Regions from separate parts of the Homo sapiens genome. Here region 1 is linked to region 2. A link is a loop called in an ENCODE intact Hi-C map of the cell type or tissue named here. Cell type or tissue: heart right ventricle. All regions are shown on one strand. Links, peaks and the distances in the headings refer to the core of each region. The heading gives the core; the rest is flanking DNA. Region 1 overlaps DUBR (DPPA2 upstream binding RNA). Region 2 overlaps BBX (BBX high mobility group box domain containing).

Region 1 (8,275 bases), core at 1,581-6,580, 280 kb before region 2:
CTTATTGGACTGAGAGGAAAGAGGTCTGAGTTCAGAGCGGCCAATATGGCTTGGAATTGAGTCTCAAAATTTCAGATAGTAAACAGATTGAGAGAAGGATACAAAAATCTTCATTCAAATTCCTCAACTCATGTTACCAACGCTAGCACAAATAGTGACAGGTGGGTAAATGGAGTTAAACTGTTGAGCATTTTTATATTTGACAGTAACTGGTGAAGTTACTAATTTAAGACTGCAATAAGATATGGATGAATATATTATAATTATATGGAAAGCACTAAAAGAATTTTCTTAAATATGTAACTAAAAAACTGATAGAGGGAATATGGAATAATAAATGACACTGATTAATCCAAAATAATTCAAGAAAGGAAAAGTAAAATATCAAGGACAGATAGGACATACAGAAAACAAATAGCAAGTTGGTAGACTTAAATCCAACTATATTAGTAGTTATATGAGATACAAATGGACCAAAGACTTCAATTAAAAGACAGAGACTGTCATACTAAATTAAAAAAAAAAAAAAAACGAACAATCACCAGCCTGGGCAACATGGCAAAACCTCATCTCTACAAAAAATATATAAAAATTAGCTGGACATGGTGGCATGCACTTGTAGTCCCAGCTTCTTGCTGGGGCTGAGGTGGGAGGATCACTTGCACCCAGGAGGTCAAGGCTGCAGTGAGCTGTGTTCATGCCACTGCACTCCAGCCTGGGTGACGAAGTGAGACCCTGTCTCAAAAACAAAATTCCACAGTATGCTGTTTACAAGAGACACACTTTAAATACAAGGGCACAGAAAACTTGAAAGTAAAAATATACACCATGGAATGGTATGGAAAATATATATACCATGCAGAAACTAAACAGGAGGATGCTAGTATAATTTTATTAATACCAAGTAACGTAGACTTTAAGATAAGTGTATTAGTCCGATCTCAGGCTGCTATAAAGAACTGCCCAAGACTGGGTAATTATAAAGGAAAGAGGTTTAATTGACTCACAGTTCTGCATGGCTGGGGAGGCCTCAGGAAACTTACAATTATGGCAGAAGGGGAAGCAAACATGTCCTTTTTCACACGGTAGCTACAGAGAGAAGCAGGGAAAAGCCCCTTATAAAACAATCAGATCTCATGAGAACTCACTTGTTATCATGAGTACAACATGGGAGAACCACCCCCATGATCTAATCACCTCCCACAAGGTCCCTCCCCCAACACATGGGGATTATAATTCAGATTACATTTCAAGATGAGATTTTGGGTGGGGACACAGCCAAATCATGTCAATAAGTATTACTGGAAATAGTCAAAATGATAAATAGGAAAATAAAACATTCCTAAATTTGTATCACCTAATACAGTATATAAAGACAACAGTGACAAATCCACAATCATATTTGGAAATGTTACAATCACTGACAGAACAAGCAGACACAAAATTCAAAAAATCTGTAAGAAAATAGAAAATTTGAACAATATAATCAACCACCTTAACGTAATTGACATATAGACAACACTATAGCCAACAACTGCAAAGTGCACATTTTTTCCAAGCGCACTTAGACATTTACCAAAATAAACTAAAGCAAATCTCAACAAATTTCAAAGAATTGAGTATATTCTTATAGAGTATGTTCTTTGACCAGAGTGGGATTAGACTAAAGGATGGGGACATAAAGATACTAGAAAATTCCTAAATGTTTGGAAATTAGCAATATACTTCTAAATAATCTATTAATAAGAGGAAAAAATGCAATGGAAGTCACAAAAATAGTACAGGTTCTTACAAATCACTTTTGTAAGTTGATATGCTTTTGAATTATCCATTTCATACAACAGATTTTTGGAAAACTTTAGAGGAAGCTTGTGGTCTTACTCCATTTCTCTAACCTTTTTTTTTTTCCAATTATAATTCCAGCAACTACTAGACTTACGTTTTTAAAGAACTGTGAAGGGTCTGTCTGAGATTTTTTTCTACTTGCTAAGAAGTTAGCCTATTACAATTTTAAGATGCTGGAAGAAGGCTCAAGACTCCTGGGTCAGAGCTAAAGAAATTTATTTCTTACAACACAGCAAGCAGCATGAGCTTCAAGTTTTTCATTGGTTTCCATGTCTTCCAAATCTCATGGGAGTGATATGGTGCATCTCAGATGGATGCAGCTCACTAGGGTGACCACCTCCCTCATTTACCTAAGACCAAGGGGTTTCCTAATATTCAAGATTTACTTTACTGTAAACAGGAAAGTCTCAGGCAAATTCTGACAAGTTTGTCATCCTGTACACACAAGACTTATATAAGAGCTGAGATTCCCTGAGCTTAGGAGATAGCAGACCTTTAAAGGGACTGCCAGTAACTTGTCCATCCTTTGCCCTGGAAAGAGACATTATCTTTATTATTCTAAATAGAAAGCAAATCTGTCCTTTGCTTTGGAGGGAGACATTATCTTTACCTTCCAAAACTGTTTGCCATGCAAACACACTTAAGAAGACATTTCAGAATAAAAGCTGTCCATGTATCTGCTCTGAAGATGTACAGAAATGCAAAAGATCTGTGGAAAATTGTTTCCCAACAATATTTTTATAAAATTACAGTACAGTTATAGCACATTCATCTCTACTAATCTGTATGCTGGCTTAGAAGAGGAAAATCCTACACTCTTCTAAATTTTCACCGAGTTTCCTTTCTTAATAATCCAATACAAAATGTTTGCTCATTATTTTTAATAGGAAGTTTGTGAAAGGCACCTAAGTATACTGAAAGAGGTCCTCTATCTCTCAAGAATAAGTTGCTATTTTGTCTCAGTAGCAAAGATTTAACAAAGAAAAAGATATTTTCTACTGTCACAATCATCCAAGGACATACTAACTAAATCCTTCCCTTGGCATCTAGCAAAAGAGGTCAGGGTCTGTGAATAAGGCAAGGGAATTTAGGAGTGGGAGGAGTAAATCAGAAAACAAAACCAAAACCAAAAAAAAAAAAAAAAAAGAAAAAGAAAACCCCGTGTTCCTTTTGGTAAATGAAGCATATCCTAGGAGATCAAACTAATCTGGACTTTATGGAAATGTGTGCAGTCAATTTCCTTGGAATTCATCAGCCCGTAGGTTCTAGTCACTCATATTGACTGTAATAATGCAAATTTCAGTGTTCTTTTCCCCGACCCAGAAGAATTTCAGTGTTCTTTTTCCCCACCCAGGAGAATTTCTAGGAATTCCAGGGGAGGTTTCACAAGCACTCATCTAGTCTGTTCTTACCGTTCGTCATCTTTTACCACTGGGTAAACACTGCATATCATGACGTCTCTGGGATGCTGGGGGCCTCCCACCACAGCTGAGGCCTGAGTCCCACAAAATACAAAGCCTCACCACATCGTGTTACTGCATTAACTTTCTATTGCCGTATAGAAAACTACCACAAACATGGTGACTTAAAATAACACAAATTATCTCACACTTCTGGAGCTCAGAATTCCGGCATAGCTCAACTGAGTTCTCTGCTTAGGGTCTCTCAAGGCTGAAATGAGATGTTCACTTGGCTGAGCTTTTGAATATGGAGGCCCTAGGAAGGAAATCTGCTTCCAAACTCATTCAAGTTGTTGGCCAAATATGGACTGAGGTCCATGTTTCTCTGCTGGCTATAGCCAGGAGCCACTCTCAGCTCTTTAAGACCACCTGCATTCTGTGGCACAACCCGCCCCTCCCTAATCTTCAAGCCAGCAACCGTGCGTCAACTCCCTGTCATGTTTTAAATCTCTGACTTCCTCTTCTGATCCTACAGAAAACACTCTGCCTTAAAAGGGGTCATCTGATTAGATCAGGCCCACCTTGATTATCCCCATACTTTAAGGTCAATTAATTCACTTGAGACTTTAATTACATCTGCAAAATCCCTTCAAAGAAGTACTTGGATTTGTATTCGAATGAATAAGCAGAGGTCAGAAATCTTGGGTATGGATGCATCTTTAATTACATCTGCAAAATTCCTTCAAAGAAGTACTTGGATTTGTATTCGAATGAATAAGCAGAGGTCAGAAATCTTGGGTATGGATGCATCTTTAGAATCCTGCCTCCCAGTTACTGTGTGAAGATCCTCTTTCATCTCTGCTTCCCACTATTTTGGAGAGGTGCAGTAAAAAGCAATGTTTGTGCATTTATATGTAAGAATTTTTCGAAGATCAGATCTTTGGGGATTTATGTATAGACCCATTGCTCTCCATAGTATTTCAACCAAAACATAATAGGGTCTTTGCTACAAGTCAAATGAAAATACAAATGTTGATGCTATATACAGAATCGCACAATCACGCAGACAACTAACGCTTTATCACAGAGTCAGACTCATCCTCTCTTAGGACAAATATTTTCTCGGAAATCTCAGTCCTTCAGGAAAACTCTTTTGAGGAGATGGCCTTACCAGTACACCAGGCACGCCCAGACCTGTCTGAATTCCAGTTAAGTCTACAGCCTGTTCTCTTACTCTATTTACATACTATTGATAAGGAATCTCCAAGCTTCCTGTCTCAGAGAATATCAAGCGCTCTGAGCTGCTGCTTTCCGAGGAACACAGAGAGCATGTTTCTTGCTCAGCGGCTAAATGTCTGACTTGTCATTTGAGACAAATGGGGATTTATGCTTCTCTCGTTTCTGTGCTTCCTCAAAGGACAAGCATCAGAGTTTTTGTGCTTGGAAAGAGTAAGGGCAAAGTACCAATTAACCAAAACACATTGCCAGAAAGGACAGGTAGAGAACGATTCAGTGTCATTTCTGCAAGAAGATCTGCAGGTCCAGAGCCAAGTAAAAAAATTAGGCCTTGTTTTCTAAATATAGCATGGAGAATAGCAGAATCAAAACAAGAATGGCATTTGCATTATGGGAAGGAATGATTTAGACCTTTCCTTTTACTTTTTTCATCCAGTTTGCTTTAAACACACAGCTCAGTTGTGAACTGACTGAACTGTGAAGAAGGCAGACAGAAATGTAAGTGGGAAAAAAGGCCACCAACCAATCTTTAATATTTTTCAACTTTGATTGGTAACTGATGTTGGATAAAATCACCCTTGCCAGAAAGTAACTTCAAAAAGCAGGACACAGCACTAGTACTCAGGCTACATAATATGTGTCATATTTTTTTTTCAAAGTCTAAGATCCACATAATGCTGTTCATTGTTTGGCAAAAACAAACAAGTTAGATTTTGTGTCTTGACTTCTGAAAACATGTGGAAAATAGCCAAATAGATTGGTCAGTATATTGTATGTTTTTAAGGAGTTCTACTAAACCACTCATTCAATAGACAGTTGATAAAATCAGCCAACAAAGGCAATGAAGAATTTAATTTCAGAATTTTATTTTCCTTTTATGAGTCTCAAGATAATTTACGTAGAAGAGAATGATGGGCATGAGGAGAGATACCTTCCAGGTTTATATTCTACTCCCCCTCAAAACTAAGGAATCTGAGCCACAACCAGGTTATATGTTTATGCTTAACCAAGGAAAAATGATAGAATCTCCTATAACAGATATAATAATCCTATAATAATTGTCCATTCCTAACTCTGTGGTTTCAAATCAGAACAAAAATGAAAAATAAAGTAAGTGGATACATGGGGAAAAGGAGAGGCTATTTTCTGTCTGTGAAGAATTAAGGTAATGAATTTTCACAAGAAGAAATTTGACATCGAATCTAAATTATTGGAAGACAAGTATATATAAATCATTTCCATATTTATGCTTAGCCAGCCATGGCTTCCAAAAAATAGGTGCAAGTATTAAAATTCAGGTAAAATGAGAAGTAATAACCCAAATCACTTAAATCTTAGCTTCTGTTAACCATAGATAAAGACGTAAATAGTACTTAATAGCTGAAAACTACCAAAAGAGCTTTGAGATGTAATGGTTAAGTGTTGGGACTGGAAGTCACATAGACTCATGTTTGGTGCCTAATTCTGCCCTTTTTGTGACTGGGTAGCTATAGGTATTTTTCTTAACTTCTCTGAGCCTCAGTTTCCTTGCCTATAAGGTATAAAGAACACCTTTCTTGTTTTTCTACTGCATATGTCTTCCATGGCCTCCTTTCTTCATTCCTCCTATTGTGAGATAATGTGGCAGAGACTGACTACATAGTCCCCAAACCTGTTTCTTATTTCTGGGCCAGCAGCTGAATGATGGTGTCCAATAGCCATGCATCCAGGTGGCCCATATGACAGGCCTCTCCAACAGAACAGAAGCAGAAGTTATGTGTCTCATCCAGTATGAGGCAGTTTCTTTTCCCCTCACAGGGTAATCTTGGAGGCCACATTTTGAAGATGGCAGAAATACTACATAGAAAGTCTAGATCCTTGGGTCACCATTTGGAAGAGAGCTGCCTGACCAGGAACATATGTAATTGACTCTGCCTACGTGGAAAATAAATTTATACTATAATAAGCCATTGAGATTTTGGGGTTGTTTGTTACAGCAGTATTATTAACCCTGCCACTGAAATTGGTACTTCAAAATGGAGCATTGCTATAATAAAAACATGAAATATGTGTCACTAGCTTGGCACGTGGGCAATGAAGAGCAAGAACACAGTGATAACAGGCAGAATGCCTACAGAGTCATACCATACAGTGACATAATATCTATTAAAATTGTCATCTGCCATAAAATGGAAGGCGTACTACATACCTACTTAGCAAGTAGGTTTACGGGGAGAGGTTGGAAAACGGAGAATGAATAGCATGCGTTGGTTGTTACTGACTGCTGGCAGCAAAGTATTACAAGAAAAAAGCTCAGGAAAGGACTGGCCAGTTTGGGGAAAGACTTTAAAGGGAATGAGGAGTACAGAAAGTCAAGGGCTGGCTGGGTGGAAAAGTCAACTATTTCTGAACTTGAAATCATAGAAGATGATATTTAAAAACAGACACGAAGCCTAGAGGGAAGCCTAGTACCCTCTTGGATAGAATGACTCAGCCTTTCAGCAAAAAGATATTAAGACTGGTGTTCCCACTCTAGCCTGGCAGCTTCAAGGTTGCCATCATTAAGTTGAGTATGTGAGACAGTGAGCTGAAGAAGCAAAGTAAAGCACCCTGGAGAACTATATCTAGGAAGGTACTTTGGGTTTGATAAACACATGAAAATGAGTAAGTAGAAAGCTACTACATTTTTTTGAGAAATACATTGTCCAGTACCAGAAGTCTGAAATTAAAATGTCGGACTTTCAAGACTTACAAAAAGCTTGAGCCTTTAACTTCCATGAACAAATAAAGTTAGGAAAGTTGTATAACTCCCAAAGAGGGCTTACACTTAATACCCAGTTCAGAGAAGGCCATGGAAAATAATAAACTTGGAAGAAACTGCTAGAGGGCAAAGCCAGGGGTCACAGAAAGCAACAGACTAAAAAAAAAAAAAAAAAATTCTCAAGGACAGTAGAAATTGGCACTAATCAAAGGACTTCTCCTACTCCAGACTGACAAATCCTCACAATATTGGCTAAGTGGAATTTCAGAATTGCCATAGCCTAATGATTTTCCTGTGTCTTTCATTCTACCAATTTTTTAATGAGAATATTTACAGGTTGTCTTGTGCCTGTTTTACTAACTGTGCATTGGGGATGGAGGGTAGCAAACTGATCACTGTCTTTTCAGATCATGGGCTACACAACCATAAGGAGCCACATCTAGGACTAAAGGAGAGAATTTCACATCACTTGAACATCTTGGACCTAGAACTAGAAGCAGGGACTGACTCGATGAGATCTTGTGTTTTCCACTTAAGAAAGGGGCTCATTTATTCTATGTGTGGGAGGAAGCATGAAATTGGTATTTGATGACCAAAAGGGCAAACTATGGCAGAAGCTTATAGCTTATATGATACTTATCAAATGTTTTGTTGTTGTTGTTGTTGTTGTTGTTGTTGTTTTCTCCTGGGGATACTGGTAAGCTACATTTCCAGCCCTCTTGTGTGTAAGATGGGAACATATGTCAAGTTCGCACCAATGTAATGTGAGCAAAAGTGATGTGTGCCTTCCTGCCTGAGGCAGTTGAGAGCAGACGTGTCTTCTTCACACTATCCATCACTCTGAGGCGACAGTAAAGGCCCTTGTTGAGGATATCAGAGCTTTCTATGAAGGAGAGAAGGCCTGAGTCTCTGACACAGCAGCACTTGGAGGAGAGCCATTCAGGAAGACTGCCCAACATCTGCATTAGACTCATGTGAATGAAATAACTTGTATTATGTTAAGCCACAGAAATTAGCAAATTGTCCGTTACTCTGTTAGTAGCCTCTCTAAAGA
Region 2 (8,275 bases), core at 1,053-6,052:
TTAAGTTCTAGAAGCTCCCCTGAAGCAGTACAGCATATAGAGATAGGCCAACTATGGGTAGGCAGAAAGATGCAGCCCATGGGGGTCAAAGTGTTAGCAAGAACATTTCTGAGGAATGGCTTTGGTAACCTCATATCTTAAAGCAAAAATTGTGACCATCTTAAGCAGTAAGATCTGGATCTTATCTTTGTTTCCCGAGTCCTAGGATGCAGTATGGTAGGTGTCTAATAAATTTTTTGTTGAATCGAATTACTCCGTTTTATATTAATACTATGTACTGGGTGTAGGAGGCCCTGAGCCTGCTGGAGTGGATCAGCATCAAGATCAGAGGCCTGTAAATGAATCCTGCTTCGAATGAAGCAAAGCCAGTGATTCTGGAATTATGTCATATGTAGATAATGATTTTAAGCCCTGGCAGTGTTGCCTGTATAGAGGTACTCTAGTGACCAAAACTGCCAAATCACATTATGTGTATATTTATTTAAAGGTTGCTATTAACATACTTTTATTAACATATTACCCATCAAGAATGTGGAGTTTATGATTGAATTATTTCATATATGCTGCTATCCTGTTCCTTCTTCCCTCATCACTAAAGTTGGGATATGTCCTGGATCACCCCAACCTATACTATTACAATTAGTACTGAATTTATTTATAAATACATAAAACAAGGTAGTTTATGTATTCACTCCTCTTTTTGGAATTTTTTTTTACTGAGACTTCCTTTTTAAAATGATGGTTAAAAATTCTTATTTTATGGTCATAAAATAAATCTGTCATGCATATACTTGAGCATCATCAGAGTTGGGGAGAACAAACATTTCCTCCCTGAGAAGCATCTTTCTCCTTTAGTGGCTGGCCACATGAAAGCATGCCTCGTTGGCTCTCTTATACTTGTTATTGCAACTTAGACTTTACATTGTGATTTCACTGACGTTGCTTTGTTTGCTCTGTATAACCATGCTCTTAGGTAGGTGTCCTTATTCCCATTTTACAGATGAAGGAACAGGCTCAAAGTTGTTAAGTGTCTTGACCTAGGATATTGAGTTTGCAGTGGCTCCCCTGCGACCAGCACTCATATATTCTGGCCATTTGTCTAGAGAGCAGTGCAAAATTTATCTTTTTGAGCTAAAATTTTTTTTTCTTGTACTTAATTTCAACCTGATAAGTTATTATAAATATTTGGAGTAGCAGTGGTGAAGAAAATCCGGTGCTAATTTTGTTCATGCCCTGTGAGCTACAAAATATCAGTTAAGGCCCATGTAGGGCCTTAAATTTTGGGTGTACTTAAATTTATTTGTGCATTTAAATAAGTGTACTAAAATTATGTAGAAAGACTGTCCATTTGACTTAACTTTTTTCACAACTTGTGATGGCAAATTAAATGTATAGTGACCACATACTGACAAACAATGAACTTTTAGGTGTATGTTGGGATTTGTAAGTGAGATTTGGATTATATTTAGATTATGTTAATCCCCCCCCCATGAGACATATTTCTGAAGTTACAATGAAAATTAATTAGAGAATATGATTTGATATTCAGATACCTGAGCTACTCCTATTTCTGTAACATGTTCATATTGTAACTTGATATTAACTGATGTTTTTAAAGAAGTATAAGCAAATTCTATAATTTTTTTTTTTTTTAAGAGATGGAGTCTGGCTCTGTTACCCAGGCTAGAGTGCATCGGTGTGATTATAGCTCACCACAGCCTCAAACTCCTGGGCTCAAGTGATCCTTCTGCCTCAGCCTCCCAAGCAGTTGGGCTACAGGTGTTTGTCACCACGACTGGATAGTTTTTCTTTTTAAACTTAAAATGCTTTTTAGTTTGGCACTCCGTAGTAAAGGAGGTTCCAGAAGCCAGTAAGAGAACCTCTGCCAACTATGAAAGAGAAGATATTTCTATCTACAAGTTATTTCAGGATCAATTATTCAATTAATATTTTATATAATAGAAAGGTTTTATTTGTTAGGACTTTATCTTTAAGTTCCCCAAGAGTAAAAAGGTCTAGTCATTATTATACTGTGGGAGAATGATAGAAGATTGATTACATTAGAACTCCAGAACTTCTATTTATTTAAAAGATTTAAGATTTGACACAAAAGCGGTTTATTTTAGAATGTTTATTTCTATAGATTGTCATTACTTCAACTCAGTTTTCATAATTTGTATTTGAGTATACTAACTTTGGAACATAGTGTAATATTAATGGCTACAGAAGAGGTTTGTTGAAGAATTGTAATTTGAAAGAACAGCATATGTTTATTGAAGAGAGCATATAGAGATGGAAGTGGTTAGAAACTATGAACTTTCTTTAGTTTGGCTTTTCATGTAAAGTGGAATATGAAAACAAAAGTCCTAAAGACAGTTCAGCAGAGTTCCTCTTCACCCTGTTTTTAAGCAGTGATGTAAACCATGAATTTAGTGTTTCCACCCTCTTTTATACCATGCAACAACCTGTGAAGTAGGAACTATTATCTCCACTTTGAATGAGGTACTGAGTTTCAGAGGCTCAGCAACTTGCCCAAGGTCATTCTTCTGGTAAATGGTGTTGCTGGCATTCCATCCCAGTTCATTCTGTCTACTGGAGGCCATATTTATAATCACTCACTCCCCTATCGTGCCTCCTAGGCTTCCCACGTGGCATTCATACCACTCCACAATGCATGGACCAGTCTAGGCTCCCACTGAATTTCTTATGCCTATGGCAATAAGGCATGGCTTTCCAGCCCAGGGTAAAAGAGCTTTTTCTCTATTTGTGTTTCTGCATTGTTAAGCCTGTTGTCATACACACAGTTGCTCCTCAGTAGCTTATTTCTTGACTCATTCTAAACATATGGTAAACTTCTAAAGTTAAAAAAAGTTAGTGTTATATTGAGATGAAATATCTGTGATTAAAAAAATGAACATCATGTCACAATATAAAAAAGAAAATAGGTTTGGATTCAGATAACTTAAATCCAAAGAGAATTATATTTTAGCTTTAAAAGGGATTCTACAGATGATCTTGGAGCATTATAATCTATCATTATAAATTTGAAGAAAGGAAGGCCTAGATTAAGAAACTAGGACCCAGGCCATTTGAGTGGCAGAGGTGGAACTGAGATATAAGACTTCTGGTTTGGTGTTTTGCTGTAGAAATCTGTTTAGCTCCAAAATGATGTAAAACACATTTTTAGCCAATTCACGACACCATCTTTACAGCAGGAATAGGTGAACAATTTGTTTTTATTGTTTATAAATGGTTAAAAAATTAAACCAAAATGTTATGTATTGTTAGAATGAAACTATAGGTAATACATTATGCATGTCAACTTTGAAGTTATGTTACTAGTTCTACTTTATTTAGTGGCACAACATGATTTTAGTAGTTAACGGATAATAAACTGTACGTGGCTTCAGTTTAGTTCCCTGTGTCCTGTGAAAACAGAGCAAGAATTTGCAAAACAATAACACATTGTTAAATGGCATACCAGTTTATCAAATGCCCTAAGTTTATTACAGTCTGATTTTAGGAAAAACCATTCCAGCTTCACAACAGCTCATCCTAATCTTAAGCAAAAGAGTCTTTAAAAGCCATTTCAAAGCTGTTAGATTTTGTTCTGTCCATGAAAGCATAAATTGCTCATAGCTGTTGATGAGGAGAAAAGAAGTTTGTAAAGCCATAACAGATTTAGTTGTGAAAGGGTCATTTAACTGATTTGTGTACTGCGACGCCTCATGGTGGCTGTATTAAGAAACTACTGTAGTGAAATATTGCGACCACATACCTTGTCACTCGGACTGAATCCATTTACATGTATGCAGGCTAAACATTAGTAAGTTAAAATTCCAAATAATATTTTTAAGGTTAGTATATTTGTAAGTTTTATTTGGGAGAAAATATCTTTTGTCCTGCAGTTCAGGGAGGAAACTTCATATGCCTTATCAGAGTTCTGCTCCTGGGAGTTCACCTGGGAAATGACCATCATTCAGCCCTGAACTTCCAGAAAATACTAGCCAGGTAATCTGGGCAGCTGCGACTCTATTCTGCTCCTTTGTGTAAATGAGAAAAAAGTTACCTCTTTTTGTGATACTTTATTTCTAAGTGTTGGAAAATTGTCATAATAGATTGATTTTGTTAGAACACAACACTTTACTGCATTTTGAAATGTCGTCACAGAGATACAGATCTGTGCTTGCTGATGTGAATGGCATCTCTTAGGGTTCTAGAACATAGCATGACTTCCACAGATGTATACAGAGACCCTGCAGGCAGTTATATCCTAGGAAATCATGTCTTTAGACATGAGATGTTAAAACATCACATCTGGAAACCTGTACATATTATATATTTATTGAATGTAAAATGCTAGTTATTTGTAAAATCGTTACTTTAAAAGTTATAAATATAATAGAAGCCTGGCACAGTGGCTCACACCTATAATCCCAGCACTTTGGGAAGGCCAAGGCGGGCAGATCACTTGAGGCCAGGAGTTCAAGACCAGCCTGGCCAACATAGCGAAACCCCATCTCTATAAGAAATAAAAAATTTGACTGGGCATGGTGGCTCACGTCTGTAGTCCCAGCACTTTGGGCGGCCAAGGCGGGCGGATCACGAGGTCAGGAGATGGAGACCATCCTGGCTAACACAGTGAAACCCTGTCTCTACTAAAAAAAAAAAAAAAAAAGAAAAAAAGTAGCCGGACATGGTGGCGGGCACCTGTAGTCCCAGCTACTCAGGAGGCTGAGGCAGGAGAATGGCATGAACCCGGGAGGTGGAGCTTGCAATGAGCCGAGATCCGCCATTGTACTCGAGCCTGGGCAACAGAGCGAGACTCCGTCTCAAAAAAAAAAAAATTTTTTAAAAAGTAATAGAAATTAAGAGAATACATTATAGAGACGTTTCTTTACCTCTGCGGTTTATTGACAAAAGTCTTTACATTCTGTTACATATCTCTTGGCCCAACCAATTTAATGTATTTTCCAAGTTAGTGTGTCTTTTAGAGTTTGATTAAAGAAGAAAATTTTCTGACCTTTATTAAAAAGCTTTTCTTTATTAGATGGGTACAGTAATAGAATGCAAAATGACTTTAAGCATCTATCCCCTTTATCCATCATTAAAAGCTAATTGTCACATAATATAAGTGCAACTTGATGGGATTTTTAACGTACCAAAAATTGGCAATCTGTGATGAGGAAAGTGGGCTCTGTGAGGACTCAAGTTAAGAGAATGAAAGAAAAAATGAAGCTTTTATAAATCTTAAGTGGTAGCTAAATGGAAATAAAAGCTTTTAATTTTTGTAGGAGAGTAGTGATAGCAGATCAGTACCTTATGTTTTGCTGGAAACCGAAGTTTTCAGAATGTGCTTGTATGACTGCTAGGGTGGTGGTTTGGGCCACTGAAGACTGTACAGGGTTAATTCCTTATGTTTGGAAAAATGGTAATGCCTTCTTTATCTTTGTGCTATCCATGGAGTTATTTTCTTAACAAGAGCAATAATGACCTTTCTTGCTCCTCTTTAGGGAATGGCAATTGGTGGGATATTCAGTAGGAAATCCATTACCCTGTCTGTGTCTTGGGTAGTTTGTGGTGCTCCCCTGGTCCAGTTTGGGTCTTGCTCAGTAGGTAGTGATGATGCATTAAGTGGATAAAACCACAGTCATGCTGGGGCTTTCATTTGGCTCAGTGACATGGTTGTAAAACACAGGGTTTCAAACAAAGATTTTTGAAATGGTGCTCTCTTACTAATCCTCCTCACAGTTTGGTAGAAAGGGCACTAAAATGTTGCTGGTTTGTAAAAAGTAGAGTGCTTGTTTATCGTAGCTCAAAGGTGCTAATTGTTTCTAGCAGGAGTATTACACATGAAACCTCAAGGTCATGCTTAACCCACTGGCTACTGAACAGTTTGACTGCACTGTAATACACAACCTGTCCCAAGCTTTCATGCAGCTTCCTAGCTCGGACTCATTAGATAACGTTAGTTTGTTTGAATCAGCACACTCTTCTGTGCCTTCTGAAGATCTAAGACCTGGGAGCTACTGACCATCCATATTTTCATTCCTTAACTCCTAAGACTGTGCCAAGATGTTACGTCTTCTCTAGTCATTCCTGCCTATAAATTATTTGCAATTTTGTTTTACCTTTACTACTGTCATAAATCTAGGAAATTTTAGTTTGGGCAACTTAAGGACCATAGTTTTTATAGCCCATTGTCAGAACACTAGTTATTTACTTACTTTTTGTGACATAAAACCCAGATTTTTTAGATTCCATGATACACAGAACCATATGATTAAATCAGTTGTTATTATGTGCTTTTAGTGACAAATCTTTTTAGGGCTACATCATCTTATCTTACATGAGACAGATAATTTCTGTAAGAAACTTGTATCAGAAACATGTAGCCTGTCGTGAATTTTTATTACTTTCTTTGTTGTTTATTGAAAGGGTTGGGACTTCTGAGTTAAATAATTTAAAAAGTTACATTTTACTGTTATAAAAATCCATGTTAATCCAAGAAGAAAATTTCTGTTAAATGCCTTTTTGATTTAAAGTGTGTGAATTAGATATTTGATCATGATTTGGGACCTGAAAAACTATCTTATTTCTTTATAAATGTAATATAGTTACTGTATCTGAAAGTAATATATGGTTCCTTTATCCTCTCTACTACTGCTGTATTTTCAGAAGGAGAAGCAATTATATTGATTTGCTGAGTAACTTCTTACTCAACCAGTTTCTGTTATAGTATATTAACATAACTGTTCTGTTAGTTTATTTATTCTGACTTGTGGGCATGAATATTTTAGGTAAACTTTATAATGTTCAAGATAGTTTGAAAGATTAATCAATGCTTATTTCCTTGCTTTACAAATGTATAAGAGCTATTCAAGTAACAGTTATCTAAACAAGTTGTTTTATAATGAGGTAGTATAAGAGAAGTATTTCCCTAGACAACATGAAATAAAGCTCAAACATCCTCAATTTTTTTTGTTTGTGAATATTTATAGCTTTGAATCTCAGCTGTAGTCGGGATGATGGCATAAATTGTAATTATACTGCAGAACTGAAAGAAAAATTTGAAAGAACTGATAATGGCTCTAAAACAGTATCTTTAATAAGCTAATGGTATTGGTGACCATTCAGTAAGTATCTGCTCAGTCAATGAAATCATTGAACTTCATCTTATTTGTGTAAGTGATGATTGTGCCCTCCATGACTTCACAGTACCTAGTTCAATACCTACTAAGTAAATGAGCATTCATGAATGAATGAAATGTAAGGCTGAATTTTGAATTTTGCAAGCTTTTTTGACATACGACTTTAAGATCTGATCAGATCTCTCACAGATTCCCATGAAACCTATCCCAGTTGGTTTTCTTTTCGTTTTATATTTGTTCTACCCTTCAATAAATGAATAAAATATGATATTAAATATAATATGTACTTACTGCCTGTGGTGTACCCGGCACTCTTCTGTGTACTTTCAGATATCTCACTTTGAAGATCATAACAAATATTACTGGTAGATGTAATTTATCCAACCCCCAATTTCTTGTTTCCTCCACTCCCCCACCTCACTCTGCTCTCCTTCCTTCCCCTCCCCTTCTTCTTTCCCTTCTATTGATCTTATTCTTCATTTCTCTGTTATTTGACAAATTTTGAGACTGAGACTTTGAGAGGTTGAGTAACTTAGGTGGAATCACACAGGAGGGCCAAAGCCAACTCCTTTTCTACTTTCATCACATATCTAGGGACTCTGACACCTAGATTCTAATTGCTGATTCCTGGAATGGTTGCTTGTCTTTGTCATTTTTATGGCTTCTTTCTCATGATATAAAATGCAATTCTGGGCTCAGCCACACTCTCAGAGCCTAATTAAGTTGGTGTTTTAAATACTTACCTGGGAGGCATCGAGGTTTGGACGTATGATTGTGTGTCAGACAACTCCTGTTTGAATGTCATTTGTACCACTTCTTAACTGTGTCAGTATGAACAAGGCACTTAACCTCTTGGATTCTAGTTTCCTCATCCATAAACGAGGAAAATAATAGTTACCTTTTGAAGTCATTTTGAAAATTAAAAAGATACTACCTATATAAAGCTACTTACTAGTCATAAATTTATACTCTTGCTAAAAACACTTTTGCCTTTTTCGTTAGACGTGTTTAGCGTATCTGTGTTTATGTGTGTGTTCCATTTGTCTATTTATAAGCATACTATGTGGTCTGATAATTTATGAATGAGAAAAACAGATGCAGAAAACATCTGGGAGAGATGTTTT

The links. A loop is a pair of places that touch in the nucleus more often than their neighbours do. Peaks named below come from ENCODE experiments on the same cell type or tissue, not always from the same donor. Only the 100,000 strongest peaks of a DNase experiment are listed, where the experiment ranks them.
Region 1: it touches region 2 in a loop (2.9-fold over the local background); 24 of 110 quality-filtered maps call a loop at or near these places.

The regions. Positions count from the first base shown.
Region 1 is chr3:107,260,542-107,268,816 of GRCh38, forward strand. All of the region lies in intron 1 of DUBR (DPPA2 upstream binding RNA), which reads left to right. Among named protein-coding and RNA genes, the nearest start is that of DUBR, 24 kb to the left of the region's middle. In heart right ventricle, for the core only: no CTCF peak of the experiment used is centred there; no DNase peak of the experiment used is centred there; H3K4me3 peaks cover 1,111 bases; H3K27ac peaks cover 3,187 bases.
Region 2 is chr3:107,540,182-107,548,456 of GRCh38, forward strand. All of the region lies in intron 2 of BBX (BBX high mobility group box domain containing), which reads left to right. Among named protein-coding and RNA genes, the nearest start is that of BBX, 21 kb to the left of the region's middle. In heart right ventricle, for the core only: a CTCF peak has its summit at 3,717; no DNase peak of the experiment used is centred there.